Linked DNA regions of Homo sapiens: region 2 is linked to region 1. The links are chromatin loops, found by intact Hi-C in ENCODE. Cell type or tissue: heart left ventricle. All regions are shown on one strand. Each heading gives the region's core, and the rest is flanking DNA. Links, peaks and the distances in the headings are about the cores only. Region 1 has its middle 72 kb from the start of NCAPH. Region 2 holds the start of ASTL (astacin like metalloendopeptidase).

Region 1 (8,321 bases), core at 274-8,273:
GACACAGGTTATGGGAAAGTGTGTCTAACAAAGGCTGTCTTGTGGTGCAGATGAAAATATCCCTCAGCCGGACATTGTGGCTAATGCCTGTAATCCCAGCACTTTGGGAGACTGAGGCAGGAGAATCGCTTGAGCCCAGGAGTTTGAGACCAGCCCTAGCAACATAGCGAGATACCATCTCTGAAAATAATTTTTAAAAATTAGCTGGGCATGGTGGTGTGCACCTGTAGTCCCAGCTACTCAGGAGGCTAAGGTGGGAGGATCTATAGAGCCTGGGAGTTTGAGGCTGCAGTGAGCTCTCATTGCACTACTGCCCTCCAGCCTGAGCAACACAGCAAGACCCTGTCCCGAAAAAGAGAAAAAAAAAAAAAAAAAAAAATCCCAGGTAAACTCAGAGCTGCCCTCAGAAAGAATAGATGGTGGCCTTTGGTAAAAGATTCTCTCTGAGACCTTTAAAAGTGTCAGACTTCAGTGTTTATTTTCCTGAGTTAATCTTTCCTAGATTCAGATAAGGGAGGCATTACCCCCAAAACCGGGTTTGTTTGCCTGGTGAGTAACAAATGACTCTCCATGAGGATGCAGGTTTTGATCAATAAAAGTTTTATTACCTGGCCCAAGTAGGTAGAACCCTGGGAGTATTCTCCAAGGCAGTGTCCCCTGAGGGAAAGTGACAGGAGGGTTTCATGGGGCGATGGAGGGGGAGAGGATGTGTCTTCGCATGTGGAGGAGGGGTCCCAGAGGTGCAGACGCAGTGATCCTCATGCCAGCACATAGGTCGCATGTGATGGTGATGGAGCTGAGCTGCAGCCCTTCCTGGGGTGGAGACTTTAGCATGGTAACAAGAAAGGTCACTTGGGTTCATCTGTAAGTTGCTAGGGTCTGTTGGGAGCTGGTTTGAATCAAGTGGGTGACTGCATTCTAAACAGGGCTTGGAAGAAACAGGCTGCAGGGCAGGAGGCTGTAAAACAGGCTGATAGGCTGGGCGTGGGGGTTCAAGCCTGTAATCTAACACTTTGAGAGGCCAAGGTGGGTGGATCACCTGAGGTCAGGAGTTCAAGACCAGCCTGGTCAACATGGTGAAACCCTGTCTCTACTAAAAATACAAAAATTAGCTGGGCGTGGTAGCACGAGCCTGTAGTCCCAGCTACTCGGGAGGCTGAGGCAGGAGAAATCCTTGAACCAGGGAGGTGGAGTTCGCAGTGAACCGAGATCACACTCCAGCCTGGCACTCCAGCCTGAGTGAAAGAGCGAGACTCTGTCTCAAAAAAAACAAAAAACAAAACAAAACAAAAAAACCCAAAACAGGCTGATTGCTTAAGTTGATTAAATTCCTATAATCCTTTGAGATCCCCCAACCCCCTCACCCCTGCACCCCACTTGCTTACAGGGTCCTCAGGGAAAGCCTGGGCATTGATTTCACTAACATAGATTTTCTCTCCAGGTGCAACTCTCCCTCACGAAAGGCAGCTTTTCAAAGTCCTTCTTCTGTTTGCAGCCTCTCTGAATAGCCATCTCAAAATAAGCCAAAGAGGTATATTTTGGGGTGAAATATTCTCGTTTCCTTTGGGGGAACACAAACATTCAACCCATAACAGAGACAGTCCCTGTCAATGTCATGTGTTAACAGTCAGGAGGCAGCCCAGGGTGGAGCGGCAGGCTGGAGACCCGGGATTGCTGGGCTGAGATCCGGCTGGGGCATCCCTGAGAGCAGGAGGTGGCTGGACCGCGGGAGGTCAGTGCCTGCCTGGCGGGGAGCCCCAAGGGCACCTGTCTGGGCTAGCCAAGAGGAGAGCATCCGCCCCGGGAGGAGTGCAGGCAGGACTCCCGCTGACAGGGCCTGCTTGGTAGATGCTGGGCAAGTAATTAGAGAAGGGACGATTACCCACCACAGGCTGTTGGCTCTGGATGTAAAAGAAATTGACATGAGGCCAAAAGAGTTTTCCCAGACGAGGCTTCATTAGAGCTTATGCCTGGACATAAGGGAGGCAGCACTAGAGAGGAGAGAGAGAGAGAGAGAGAGAGAGAGAGTGATAGAGAGACAGAGAGAGAGAGTGACGGAGAGACAGAGAGTGAGAGACAGAGAGAGACAGAGACAGAGAAAAAGACAGAAAGACAGAGAAAGAGACAGAAGGACAGAGACAGAGAGAGACAGAAAGACAGTGAGAGAAAGGCAGAGAGAGCGACAGAAAGAGAGAGAGACAGAGAGAGAGAGAGGGAGAGAGAGAGAGAGAATTTCCTGACTGACTCTCCAAAAAGAGCTGGTGGAGATTTTTTTATTAGACAAAGCATAGGAACTAATATCAGGGGTAGGGCGAGCAGGCTGAGCCGGGCAGACCTCATAAGGGGTAGGGTGTGCAGGTCAGCATATTTGATTGCCATGGTTTTCATGGTCAGGATAACCATGACCCATTAATAATAATGGGCCACCTGGTGGTCTGGCTGGTAGCAACAAAGCTTTAAATCAATTGTTCAGAATTCCTTCCTGGGATGCGACACTGTGCAACCTTGGTTATCTCCTCAGGCCAGTTCCTGGAATTTTTTTTTTTCTTTTTTTTGAGACAGGGTCTTGCTGTGTTGCCAGGCTGGAGTACAATGGCACCATCATGACTCACTGCAGACTTGACCTCCCTGGGCTCAAGTGATCCTCCCACCTCAGACTCCTGAGTAGCTGGGACTACACGTGTTTGTCACTATGCTCAGCTAATTTTTGTATTTTTTTGGAGAGACGGGGTTTTGTCATGTTGCCCAAGCAGGTCTAAAACTTACAGACTCAAGCGATCCGCCTGCCTCGCCTCTCAAAATGCTAGGATTACACATGTGAGCCACTGCGCCTGGCCAGAGTTCTTTAAGTAAGCGGCATGGTTAAACATTATGGCATCGTGGGGTAGTGGTGTGGGTTTTGTGATCCGTGGGAATGCTGTAGTGGGGCTGAGCTGAAGCCAAGTCTTATCTCTACTGTCTCAGTACTCTCACTCCAGCTATTACCGAGCAAATGGGCTTGCTGCCTGACTGCACAGAAGCCAACACTGCTGCTCCAGCTTTGAGAAAAGAAAAGCTTCATTGTGAGGCAGACCAGCAAGGAGACAGGAGGCACAGCTCAAACTTCTCTCTCCAATTTGGGGTGTGGGGCACGTTTTAAGGGGTCAGAGGGCAAGGGAAAGTATTTAGGAATGTTGGCTTGGCAGGGTCTGATTGGAGGGCTTCAAATTTAACCATTTGTGGTAAGGTATGTTGAGGCAGATTTTAGCCCCAGATCTTCCAGGCCCATAGACTCCTTCCTTTTGAAAGGGTTCCAGTGTTCAGGTTCTGGTCATGTCCCAGTCCTGTTGGCTCTGCAGGAAGAAATCATTGGTTCCGGTGTTGTTAGAGGTCAAAGCTTTTTCTATTGTGCCTGGACTACATGACTCGCAGTTTTGGCTTGGTTATACCTACAAGGTAACTTGACATTCTCTTATCAACAGAGTAGGCTCAGTTTGGTCTGGTTCTGTGATTACGCCACTCCTTGTATCCTTTCAAATAACCATTTCGGGCCAGGCACAGTGGCTCACATCTGTAATCCCAGCACTTTGGGAGGCCGAGGCAGGAGGATCACTTGAGGTCAGGAGTTTGAGACCAGCCTGGCTAACATACAAAAACTAGCCAGTCAAGGTTGCAGGAGCCTGTAATCCCAGCTACTCAGGAGGCTCAGGCAAGATAATCGTTTGAACCCGAAAGGCGGAGGTTGCAGTGAGCCGAGGTCGCGCCATTGCACTCCAGCCTGGACAATGGAGCAAGACTCTGTCTCAAACAAACAAAAATAAAACAAAACAAAAAAAACCCCACCCATTTCGTTACAGTTTGAGAGAGTCTGAGAGGCTGAAAGGACTGGATCCTTTCTGTGTGGGTGTTGATGTCACAGATTTGACATCATTGTCCCCGGGCCCCTCTGGGGGAGCTGGCCCCTGCAGTCCCTGAGGCTGAGTCTGGGCGTGAAAGGCTTGCTTTTGGCTGGCACACTGGGACCGTTGTTTTCAGCCAACAGATGAAACCCAGCTAGTTGGAAGAGGCCCATTCAACCCCCATGTTTACACATGAGGAGCTGGGGGCCAGGGCGACAGGAAGTGGCTTGCCCATGTCAGTGGAGCTGGTGGCAGAGCATCCGCTTGGCAGAGGATGGCAGCCCACAGCCCCAGGCGATGGAGGCACCCCATTTCCAGTGTGGCTGCTTCGTGCTTGCTGTTGACTTGCAGTTTGGAACCTTGTACTGCGTGCTTCATTCGCAGGACAGAAGCTAAATCTGCGCCCTCTGCCGTCCTCTCAGAGGAAGTGCCTGTATTTGGTGAGAACGGGGGTGAGAGAGGCTCCAAGATGCCCCTTGGCAGAAATTTCCAGTAATTGGCTGGGAGGAGGCTCACCCCACCTGAGCAGGAGCAAGCGGCGGTAGGGAACACAGCGCGCACGAAATAGCAAATTTCACTGATTATTGAGAAGAAAGGAGAGGGGGTGTATTTGGTGAGCTGGAGGTGGTCTCCTCACATATCTGTTAGGATGTTTGCAGCCATGAGCAACAGGAAACCTAATTCCAATGACCTAAACAAGGAGGCTTTGTCATCCCACATCACAGGCAGCCCCAAGGCAAGGCAACTCCGGGTCAGCTACTTTAGTAGCTCAATTTGGTACCATCAAGAATCATAAATCATGGATGGGCACAGAGGCTCGTGCCTGTAATCCCAGCACTCTGGGAGGCTGAAGCGGGAGGATCACTTGAAGCCAGAAGTTGGAGGCCAGCCTGGGCAATATAGTAAGACCCTATCTCTACAAAAAAATGTGTAGAGATGTGGTGGCACATGCCTATACTCCCCCCTACTTGAGAGGCGAGGCAAGAGGATCGCTTAAGGCCAGGAGTTTGAGGCTGCAGTGAGCTATGATTATGGCACTGAAATCCAGCCTGGGTAACCGAGCAAGACCCCCACTCTCTAAAAAAAGAATCATAAATCATAACATCGCTTTGTACTCCAACAATTTATACAATTATAAAATATTGATGTACAACTTTAAAAAAACAGGAGCGAAAAAAGAGTCCTTCCCCCTCAGCCATCCTCAGCATACAGCCTGGCCCCACCTCCCATGCCTGCCAGATGGCAGCTGCAGGCCCACGCAGACTCCCAGCTCTGCGGGGAAGATTCGCTGTGAGTTTTTTTAAGAAACTATCCCCCATCGGCCAGGCGCGGTGGCTCATGCCTGTAATCCCAGCACTTTGGGAGGCCTAGGCGGGCAGATCACAAGGTCAGGAGATCGAGACCATCCTGGCTAACATGGTGAAACCTCGTCTCTACTAAAAACATAAAAAATTAGCCGGGCGTGGTGGCGGGCACCTGTAGTCCCAGCTACTCGGGAGGCTGAGGCAGGAGAATGGCGTGAACCCAGGAGGCAGAGCTTGCAGTGAGCCGAGATCGCGCCACTGCACTCCAGCCTAGGGGACAGAGCGAGACTCCATCTAAAAAAACAAAAAAGAAAAGAAAAGAAAAAAAGAAAAAGAAACTAAGAAACTATCCCCCAGCAAATGTTCCTGTACATCTCATTGGCCAGAGCTGCATCACATGCCCATTTGTAAACCAACAATGGACAAGGGGAATGGGGCCACTGTGACTGGTTCAGTCAATCAGATTGGGCTGAGCTGGAGATGGGACTCTGGTCACCTTCCCTGAGCCTGTGGGCCAGATGGGCAAAGAAGGAAGACAAGGCTGACTGTGGAGAGCCAGCAGTGTTACAACGCCTCCCCACCTGTTTTAGAACCTGCCAAAGTCAGGGTTGGACAAAAGGGTTTCACACCCTGTTTTATTCCCTGTCAAAGCCCACACAGTATCCAGATGCTCCCCTTGTTGAAATGGGGTCTTTGGCAGTCCAGCCTCCTGGGTCTCGGTGGGCAGGGTGTCGGGAAGACACGGCCTCTACTGGGGTGTCTGGTGACTGTTCCAGCAGGAGGGGATGGAGGGGCACCCTAACTCTATTTCAGAGCCCTTCTAGGCCTGAGATTGTGGCCCGGATGGCCTCTTACAAAAGGAAACCTGCCTTCAACTCCTTCCAGCAAAATCTCCAGGAATTTAAACAGAGGGAGGGTCTTAAGCTACAGGTGGAATTCCTCCCTGGATGGAGAAGGAGGCACATCCTCCAAAGCAGGATTCCCATCAGAGGCACTGAAGGCACAGAATTCACATTGCTAACCACAACAGTGGCCAGAGCAACACTGACACCTTTTATTCTGGCAAAAAATAAAAATGAAAAGAGGGTGAGAAATTGCTATGTGGACTCAGTTTTCCTGCTGTGGTTGTGAGGGATGAGATGGGGATTAAATTAGATGAAGAATCTTTTGTTTTAAAAATGTATCTTAACATTTTCTTTTTAATTATACAAATAAGAGATTCTTATTAAGCTCTTCTCCCATCTTATTAAACCCATCCAGGTCCCCCTCAAAGGGATCCAGTCTTCCAGACTTTTGCTATATATTTCCTTCTTTTTTTTAAGACCAGGTCTCACTTTGTTACCCAGGCTGGAGTATAGTCGTGCGATCTCAGCTCACTGCAACCTCCTGGGCTCACACAATCCTCCCATTGGATCGGCTGCTGCCAAGATGCCAGCTACAGAGGGGAGGTGTGGCCAGGGCTACACACTCCATGGAGCCAGCTGGAACCAGGGACAAGCGGGAGCCCCACCCCTTCCGAGTTAGCAGAGTGGAAGCTCCCTGGGCACAACGGCAGCTGCCTAAGTCTCAGCTGTGGACCCGGGCCTCCCTGTGCTCCAGGGGGCTGGGAGCAGTCAGGAGTCCCACACTCCTGGGTGCAGGTGCAGCTGCCCAAGCTGTGGTTGTCGACCTGGGCATCTCTGCACTCTTGGGGGCCCAGGAAACCCTCACTGTTCCTGCAGGCTCACAGGTGTCTGCTCCCACTGCCTGGCCTCTCCCTGCTCCCAGTGCCTGCTCTGATCTCAGAACAAGGTTGGGGTCAAGCTTGGGTGCTATCGCAGCCTGGCCAGGTGTGCGCATGCTTGGGGCAGTGCTGAAACACCTCCCCCCTGCTGCCTCAGCCCCCTCTGGACTTTGAGTGCTGATGAGCAGGGGAGGGAGGCTGAGGGGGCACTGAGGGCAGCTTGGTGCTGGCCTGTAGGTGCCCCTTGGCACAAACAGCATGGGCGCCATAGAAAGCAATAGGAAACAGACAGACTCTGGGGCGGAAAGGGGTGGGTCCCCAGTGAAGCCTCACCTTTAGGCTGGGGAAGGCCTGAAGCCTGAGGGCCAGGCTGCCAGCCCCAAGGAGAGGAGGGGGAACTGGTGGCACCTTTTCCTGGGCCTGCCCATGCCGCCCATGGACCAATCAGCATGCACTTCCCCCCCTCTGAGGCTCACAAAAAGCCCTGGACTCAGCCATATTTTGGGAGATGACAGGACAACCTGCCTGCAGAGAAGAGTTACCCACTCCAAATCCTCCTCTCTATTGAGAGCTACAGAGAAGATGAAACAACCTCCCTGCAGAGGGGAGCTACCCAACCTAGGGTCTCCTCTCTGCTGAGAGCTGAACACTTGACAGGACAATCTGCCTGTGGAGAGGAGCTACCCACTTCCCTGCTACTCATTCTGTTGCTCAGTAAAGCTCCTCTTTGCCTTGTTCACCCTCCACTTGTCTGTTTTCCTCATTCTTCCTCGGCACAGGACAAAAACTTGGGACCTGCTGAATGGTGGGGCTGAAAGAGCTGTAACACAAATGGGACTGAAACACACCCCTCGCTTACCACATTGCGAGAGAAGAGAAGGAGAGAAGAGTTGCGGCCCTTCGGGGAGCCCAGACCTGGGAGCTCCCTGAGCCAAGTCTGCGACTCCCTCTTTGGATCCCTGCAGTTTCTGGAGTCTGCAAGCTTCTGAGCATCACCACCTTGCCTGGTGCTAACCACGGAATCTCCTTGCGGTGCACCTGGTCCAGCCATGGCCTTGCAGTGAGCTGGTCCCCATGCTGGCACCTAGAGCTGCCCATCCCACTGCAGCAGCCAGTGTGCCTGACAGTGCGCAGTGGCTGGATCCCATGCTCACTCACTCACACACCCATTGCCAGTCCATGTCTGGCTTGCCCTTGGAGGCATGGGATCCAAGTCAGTAACGTGAGCTGAGTGCAGCCTGCCAGGCCAAGTGGGTGGAACAAGCTCAGCAAGCCTGAGCAAAACTCAGGCACAGGCCACAGAGGTTTCTGGCCAGAAAAGCAACACCGCAAGTATCCTGTGACACCATCTCAGCCCCCCAAGTAGCTGGGACTACAGGCACGTGCCACCATGCCTGTCTATCATTTTTTGATTTT
Region 2 (8,321 bases), core at 307-8,306, 270 kb after region 1:
TGTCACCAGGGATGGGATTCATTGCTCTGCACACCCACCCAACTAGCACATCTTGGCCGAGCTTCAATTACGGGCCCAGCATAGGACTAAGGTTCAGTGGAGACCTGAGACCAGGGCCCCGCCCACGCCAGAAGCCAAGGGGTACCTGCCGACGCTGCCGGGAGGGGGTGCTGTGATCTGCCTGTGAGCAGGGGTGCTGAGGCCTTTGGAAATGGTTGTGCGGGAGCCAGTCCTGCTTCAGGCTCACTGGGACACTCGGCCATTTGGAGTGTCATCCAGCCAAGGGTTGTCTCTGCACAGTGCTACCTCTAAGGATCTGTCCGTGGTCTGTTAGGAACTGGGCTGCACAGCCGGAGGTGAGCAGCTTCATCAGTATTACAGCCGCACCCCATTGCTAGCATTACTGCCTGAGCTCCGCCTCCTATCAGATCAGCGGTGGCATTAGATTCTCATAGGAGCTTGAACCCTGTTGTGAACTGCATTGGAGGGATATAGGATGTATGCTCCTTATGAAACTCTAACTAATGCCTGATGATCTGTCACTGTCTCCCATCACTCCCAGATGGGACCGTCTAGTCTCAGGAAAACAAGCTCTGGGCTCCCACTGATTCTACATTATGGTGAGTTGTATAAAATTATTTCATTGTAGATTACAATGTAATGATAGAAATAAAGTGCACAATAAATGTAATGCACTTGAATCACCTAGAAACCATCCCCCTCACCATCCTGGGCCAGGCATGGTGGCTTATGCCTCTAATCCTAGCACTTTGGGAGGCCGAGATGGGTGGATCAACTGAGGTCAGGAGTTCGGGACCAGCCTGGCCAACATGGTGAAACCCCGCCTCTACTAAAAATACAAAAATTAGCCAGGCATGGTGGCGGGCGCCTGTTATCCCAGCTACTTGGGAGTCTGAGGCAGGAGAATTGCTTGAACCTGGGAGGTGGAGGTTGCAGTGAGCCAAGATTGCGCCATTGCACTCCAGCCTGAGCATCAAGAGTGAAACTCCATCTCAAACAGAGGAACAAACAAAAACCGGTCCCTGGTGCCACAAAGGTTGGGAACTGCTGTCTTACGGCATTCTGAATGCCTGGGAGGGTGTGCTTGTGGGGCAGGGCAGTGTAGTTTGACAGTCCGGGGGCTGGTTTTGCTTCACCTTGCTGTATACAGTTTTCTTGTCTGTAAAATGGAGTTTCATTGTTAGCCCCCACCTCTGAGGATGTAGACTTACACAAGTCAATCCATGTAGTGCCTGCTCATAGTAGGCGCTCCGAAAATGTTAGCTAACTACGGCCCTAGGAGTGAGGTTGATCTGATGTGCCGGTGTGCACATGCGAGGTGTGCATCTGGACCAGGATGGACACTCATAACGGCTGGGCCTGGGGTCCACTCAGCCTTGTGCCTGGAGCCTGGCACAGGTGGGCGCTCACTCTGTGAGGCCGAATGAAGGGTGATTCTTGTTCCCACTGCTGTCTGAGGGGTGGGGTGAGCCACTCCAGTGTGAACTGGGCAGAGCCGGGGTTGCTATTCTGCCTTCCTTAGGAGCTGAGTAGGCATCTGTTGGGACCCACTTGTACCCCCATGCCCAGCTTGGGTGGGTGGGGGACATCTGGGGCTCTAAGTCATAGGGGACTTCACACCACACAGCCTCATCTCACACACAGCTGCACTGGTGGCTGAGGCCTCTGCCCACCCCCCACCCTTGGCCCTACCCCATCCCACCCTACCCAGCCCCAATCCCCTCTCCTTCCTTCCCCGTGCTTTTTATAGCTTGTCATCTAGCAAACTGCCCTTCTCTTTCTCTCTCTTTTCCTCCTTTCCTTCTTTCCTATTTATTAAATTTTTAAACTTTTAATTGTGGTAAAAAATGCAACATAAAATTGGTCATCTTTACCATTATCAAGTGTTTAGTAAAGTGTATTCACATCGTTGTGCACAGATATCCAGAGCTTTTTCATCTTGCGAACCTGAAATCCTATACCTATTAAATGATAACTCCCCTCCCCAGTCCCCAGCCCCTTGTGAGCTCCGTTCCACTTTCCGTCCCTGTGCACTGGGCTACTCTAGACACCTCTTGGAGGTAGAAGCATGCAGGATTTGTCTTTTTGTGACTGGCTTGTTTCGCTCAGCAAAATATCCTCAGACCAACTGCATGTCCTAATAAAGACTCTGTTTCTCTCCCCAAGCAGGGTGATTATTTCTTATCATTATTTTAATTCTTTTGTTTTTTGAGACAGAGTCTCACTCTGTTGCCCAGGCTGGAGTGCAGTGGCACAATCTTGGCTCACTGCAACCTCTGCCTCCTGAGTTCAAGGGATTTCTGGCTAATTTTTGTATTTTTAGTAGAGATGGGGTTTCACCGTGTTGGCTAGGCTGGTCTCGAACTCCTGACCTCAAGTAATCTGCCTGCCTTGGCCTCCCAAAATGCTGGGATTACAGGCATGAGCCACTGCGCCCGGTCTACTTTATTTTTTTTTACTGAACATTCATCTTTTTTTTTGAGATGGAGTCTCACTCTGTCCCCCGGGCTAGAGTGCAGTGGCGCGATTTTGGCTCATTGCAAACTCCACCTCTGGGTTCAAGTGATTCACCTGCCTCAGCCTCCCGAGTAGGTGGGATTACAGGTGCCCGCCACCGTGCCCAGCTAATTTTTGTATTCTTTTAGTAGAGATGGGGTTTCACCATGGTGGCCAGTCTGGTCTTGAATTCCTGACCTCGTGATCCACCTGCCTTGGCCTCCCAAAGTGCTGGGATTATAGGCGTGAGCCACCGCGCCCTCCTGAACACTCATCTTAAGTGGTCAGCCTTGTGCATTTGTTTTTTGATGGGTCCTATTCTTTATTTTACTTATTTTTTCTAGGTTTACTGAGGCATAATCGACAAATAAAAGTAGTATATGTTTAAGTATACAACGTGATGTTTTGACATATGCATACCTTGTGAAATGATGACCACAACAAGCTAACTAGCATATCCATGGTGTGTATCCTGACATCTGTCAATACCCTGCCCTGGCAGCAGGGCGTCTGCCTCCATCATGGTCTCCCTGTGATTCTGATTCCTATCTTTGGAGAAGCTCTGGATTCCAGGCACAGTGGGAATGCTGAAAGGTCCTTGTGGACAATAGCTATTCTTCTTGGCTCTGTCGCTTCCCTTCACTGGGTGCAGGTGACTGTGGGGGTGTCCCCAAATGCTGCCCAGCGCTGACATGCTCCGCCTCTGGGATTTCAATCCAGGTGGGGCCCTGAGTGACCTGGCTCTGGGGCTCAGGGGTATGGAGGAGGGGGGATATAGGTAAGGAGTTTAAATTTCCAAATCTGTGAAATGGGAATAAATACTGACTGATCATGCCAGCTGCTGTGGGATTAGGGGGTGGACTCCCTGCGAGGCTCTGGGCATCTGGGGGTTCCACCTTTCCCACATGGCAGGCTTTCTAGGGTGCTGCACACTGTTCAGTTTGTGAAATTTCCTGGAGCCCTGTGCTTGTGATAGTGAACTTTTCTATATGTGTACTAAAATAAAAGCTTGTGAAAGTGCAGTGACCTTTTCCTCCTTCCGGAGATACACGGGGGGCGCCCCAGGGTCTCAGGCAGCTTTCCCCATGTCTAAGCACAGGCCGGGGTAGGAAAGGGGGTCTCCCTCGCTGGAGGAATAGGTCTATACCTGGGCTGGGGCCTCAGCTAGGCCTGGAGCAACTTTCTGCGATGTTTCTCTGCCCCCTGGAGGCAGGAAGGAACCTCAGAAGAGCCACACTCCCAAGCGGGCCCCTCCTGTCTTTCACCTGCTACAGCCAGGAAGGGGACTGGGCTGGGGTGGGAACCACAGGTAGGCATCGGAGGGGCTGCCAGTAGACCTGGTTTGGGTGGCGCTGCCGGTAGAGCTGGTTGGGGCGGGGCTGCAGGTGGAGCTGGTTGGGGCGGGGCTGCAGGTGGAGGTGGTTGGGGCGGGGCTGCAGGTGGAGATGGTTGGGGCGGGGCTGCAGGTGGAGGTGGTTGGGGCGGGGCTGCAGGTGGAGGCGGTTGAGGGGAGCAAGGTGGGAGGTGGAGCAGCTGCTATTTAAGAGGGGGTGGTGGTGCCGGTTCTGCAATTAGGTTACTGTGTCTTGCTGGGGCTTGGTCTTGTTTGCTGAAGGGGCAGCAGGGCTCTACCATGGAGGGTGTAGGGGGTCTCTGGCCTTGGGTGCTGGGTCTGCTCTCCTTGCCAGGTAAGCTGGCTGCCTGTCCCTCCTGCTGCTGGCTCCAGCCTGGAGAAAGCTGGGGAGAGGCTAGAAGGTTGTGGCTGGAGCCTGCAGGGATTGTAGCTGAGCTCAGTAGCTCAGAGCACAGAGCTCTCCAGGGTTATTCTAGAAGTCAGCTCCTGGGGGGCCAAGGGGAGGCCTCCTGAAGGCCCTGGAAGCAGAGGGCCTGCCTGGCAGAAGATAAGTGTTGTGCCCCAGGCCTACTTGTCTTGGGGTGGGGGTAGGCTGTAAGTCCCCACTCCAGCCTGGTCAGGCAGGGAGTCATCCAGGCTGAGCCCATTGTCCAAGAGCCTGGGCTGAGAGAGAGTCATAAGGTGGGGTCTGAGGCTGGCCCTGCCCGTCACGGGCGTCAGAACCCGAGGTCTGTCCTGCCTCCTTCCTTCCTGCCCCTCCTCTACCTCATAGGTGGGGCACATGGTCCCTTTTGGTCCCCCTAAGGGAGCTCCTTCCCTGAGGTCATCTAGACCTTGGCACCAGTTGGGGTTGAGCAGGGAGGCTGGGAAGGCTCCTTGGCTTTGTGCTGGAGCCTACTCTTCCTAGGGACTGAGTCTTACCGTCTGATCCCCCACACCCACCCCATGTCCTGCTGTCTGGTCTCACCGGTGGGTGCTCCAGGCATCTGTGTATGCCCCTGTCTGTCTGGACCAGGTGTGATCCTAGGAGCGCCCCTGGCCTCCAGCTGCGCAGGAGCCTGTGGTACCAGCTTCCCAGATGGCCTCACCCCTGAGGGAACCCAGGCCTCCGGGGACAAGGACATTCCTGCAATTAACCAAGGTGAGGGCACTACATCTTCTCACGGCCTGGAGGGGCACGACGTTATGTAGTGTGAAAACCACACCGAACACTCAGAAATGCAGAGCCTGGGAGGAAATGGACCAGCTTACTCTGGGCTCTAAGTGGTTTTTAAGAGATGGAGTGGTGTTGCTATATTGCCCCGGCTGGTCTTGAACTCCTGGCCTTAAGTGATCTTCCTGCCTCTGCCTCCCGAGCAGCTGGGACTACAGGTGTGAATGGGTGGAAATTCTATGGGCAATTGCTTAAGTCTACTCTTTCTTTTTGTATCTTTCTTAGTGGATTGTTACTTTTATAAGAAAAACCAAGCTCTTAAAGGGCCTGGGCGTGGAGCTAAGCGGTTAGTCGCAGTCTGAGATTGTCAGCCACCCTGTGCAGGACTGTCTGCAGGTGTGATTAAGAAGTCTGAAGCTCAGCTGGGTGCGGTGGCTCTCGCCTGTAGTCCCAGCACTTTGGGAGGCTGAGGCGGGCAGATCATGAGGTCAGGAGATCGAGACCATCCTGGCTAACACAGTGAAACCCCGTCCCCACCAAAAATACAAAAATTAGCCGGGCGTGGTGGCGGGCGCCTGTAGTCCCAGCTACTCAGGAGGCTGAGGCAGGAGAATGGCATGAACCTGGGAGGCGGAGCTTGCAGTGAGCTGAGATTGCGCCACTGCACTCCAGCCTGGGCGACAGAGCATCTCACAAAAAACAAAAAACAAAAGTCAGGCTCAGGGCCTTGCTGTCTGGGGATGTCAGCTGAGGAATGAGGGTGTATAAATAGCCTGAACAAAGCCAGTTGAAATGGAGACTGGAGTTCAGATGTTGGAGCAATGAGGGCTGAAGCACTCAGGGTTGAAGCAATCGGGCTGAACAGGGGACAACCTTGCCCTAAGGGTGGGTGAGATCCTACCAGATGTGGTAGCCACTGTGTGATCTGCCCCCTTCTTCCTCTGTGAGCTGACTTGGGAGCCCAGCGCCAGCTGAGCCTTGAGCCCCAGGCACCATCCCACCCCTGGATCACCGTGAGTGGTCTGCAGGTAACCAGAACCAATGGAGAAAACTCCCAAATGCTGGTGACCCCAACAACTATCCTATCACCTACGGTGAGGCTGTCTCATAAGGGCTGCCCGTGCCTTACCCAGTGCTTTCCTGGGAAGCACCTGCCCATCTCCAGCCACTGTGAATATGGCTAATGCTGCACAGCTGTCTGCCTCCCAAAACTGGCCCTTGGCCAGAAGGAGCTGCCTCAGCCAGAGATGCCCGGGGGCTACTCCCTTGTCTGCCCAAGGTGGCCTACTGTGACTTCTAAGGGACAGGAGTCTGGCTCCTGCCTAAAGGTGGTACAAGTCAGCGGTGTCATTTGTGGTCTGGAGCGCCCATGGGATCTGGCTGAGGCTGTGCCTGGGTTCTTCCCTGCCTTCTCTCCTGCTTCCCTCACTCCCCCTGTGAGTCACTTGTGGGAGACCCGGCTCAGGGAGAGATGAGAAGCAGAGGGACTAAGAGGGGAGAGGGGCTTGCGAGAGCCGGTATTTGCCTGCCTCTGATGGTGGAACAAATTTGTGGAACAAAATTGCCACCTCAAGGGGCCTGAATATAACAGATGGGTGGGGAATAGATGGGGGATGAGGTGGGCAGGAGACCCCAGGGCCTGTTCTGAGGAGTGTGGCTCAGGCTGGAAGAAGCCACTGCTTCCTGACAGCAGGGACCCGGGCTTGGGACTGGATTGCGTGGGTCATGGGCTGTGTTTGAGCAGGGGAAGGCTGCAGTCCAGCCGAGAAGCCTTGCACACTCAGGGACTGTGTGACTTCCCTGAGGCCACGCAGGCTCAGTGCTCAGGGAACCTCTAGCTCCACAGTCAGGAGAGGGACAGACCCCAAGCCTCAGTCTCCTTTGTCTTTGTCCTCCAGCCCCCTCACACCTGCAGACAGTCCGCACAGGGTGGCTGACATTCTCAAACATCAACTAATGACTTAACTAAACACCCAGGCTCGGAGAGCCGATGACCTATACTTTTATCAGGCTATTTAAGAACTTATAAAAGTAACAATCCACTAGGAAAGACACAAGAATAGACTTAAGTAAGTAGGGATTTGCTTGGCCTGTCCCACGAGTCAGTGTTCTGGGGGACATGGGCCAACACGTCCTTCTTCCTTTCCCAGGGCTCATCCTGGAAGAAACCCCAGAGAGCAGCTTCCTCATCGAGGGGGACATCATCCGGCCGGTGAGTGCACACACTGACGTGTGTGGGTGCGGATAAGCCCACAGTTGGCGACAGGTCCTCTGAGCCCACCCTGGATGCCATGGGGCCTGATGTGTGAGGGACATACATAGCTTGGTAGATGCCTCTTTTTGTCAAGGTCAGAGCGACTGTTCTGTTAGGAAATAGGAATAAGCCAGCCTGAATGCTAAGGAAGGCTGGTATCTGAAGTGCTGGCACAGTCAGCCTGAGAGGGCTTCCTGAAGGAGGAGGTTTGAACACTTGACCCAGCTTGGTACCCTGCCCAGGGGAGGTGCTCAGCACTCGGGAGGTGCTCAGATAAAGGAAGAGATGAGCAAGGGTTGGCAGAGTGGCCAGTGGCAGATAAAGGGCCTGGTGGCAGTGGCGACCTAGGGATGGTGGAACAAGGAGTGATGTTGAGCCTGACCATCTTGGCTGTGGTCGAGGGGCCGCATCTGAAGGGAGAAGGTTGCTGGGGATTGGGGCGCCTTGCTAACAGAAAAGGGAACACTGTGCCCAGGATGGCAGCCATGTGTTTCAGGCAACTGCGAATGGCAGAAGGCTCCTGAATAGGACAGTGACCCAGGGGAAGGCAAGACTGTCCTGTTGGAGGCTGCCACTGACGGCACAGCCTCTGGCTGGGCAGGAGAGCCAGAGGCTGGCCCAAGGCTGCCCAGGAACTCCGGGGGCAGGGCAGACCCTCTGGGTTATGCAGTGAGTGCTCGGGCAGGTGGTGTGCGACCACCCGGAGCAGAATCAAATGCCTCCAGCCGATGGCACAGGCACGCTGGGGTGCTGTGGAGCCTGGGCACCGAAGGGCTCTGGTTGCTGGAGAGCAGAAGTAAGCAGCCGAGGCCAGGGTGCTGCCTCACTTTCACTCCATATGGCTCTGTTCCCATGATCGTCCCATGTTCAGGGAAGCCTGGTGGCTGTTCCCCTCTGGAAGGGGCACTGTCAACATGCTGGAGTGGGGCTGCTGGCCCAAGCCCTTCTGATTCAGGGCACCCTGGGGTGCTGGGCCTCCTAGCCAACATCCTCAGGGACTAATCTCTTGTTTGCTTGAGATTGAAATTCTTTCATCATAGGCC

The links. Hi-C counts contacts between places; a loop is a spot of excess contacts. Peaks named below come from ENCODE experiments on the same cell type or tissue, not always from the same donor. Only the 100,000 strongest peaks of a DNase experiment are listed, where the experiment ranks them.
Region 2: a loop joins it to region 1, with 6 times the contacts of the local background. A loop is called at or near these places in 2 of 110 quality-filtered maps.

What each region holds. Positions count from the first base shown.
Region 1 is chr2:96,403,484-96,411,804 of GRCh38, reverse strand. No RefSeq gene overlaps it. Among named protein-coding and RNA genes, the nearest start is that of NCAPH, 72 kb to the right of the region's middle. In heart left ventricle, for the core only: CTCF peaks have their summits at 4,103 and 4,306 (motif pointing left); DNase peaks (open chromatin) are centred at 1,744, 2,991, 4,134 and 6,670; H3K27ac peaks cover 2,443 bases.
Region 2 is chr2:96,134,266-96,142,586 of GRCh38, reverse strand. It overlaps ASTL (astacin like metalloendopeptidase), which reads left to right and starts at 4,085. Exons shown (of 9, transcript NM_001002036.4): 1 at 4,085-4,205; 2 at 4,887-5,012; 3 at 7,175-7,236. The coding sequence starts at 4,151. RefSeq lists silencers at 1,048-1,097, 1,158-1,207, 3,181-3,270 and enhancers at 4,161-4,230, 6,571-6,620, 7,472-7,971. In heart left ventricle, for the core only: a CTCF peak has its summit at 3,716 (motif pointing left); a DNase peak (open chromatin) is centred at 3,786; H3K27me3 peaks cover 338 bases.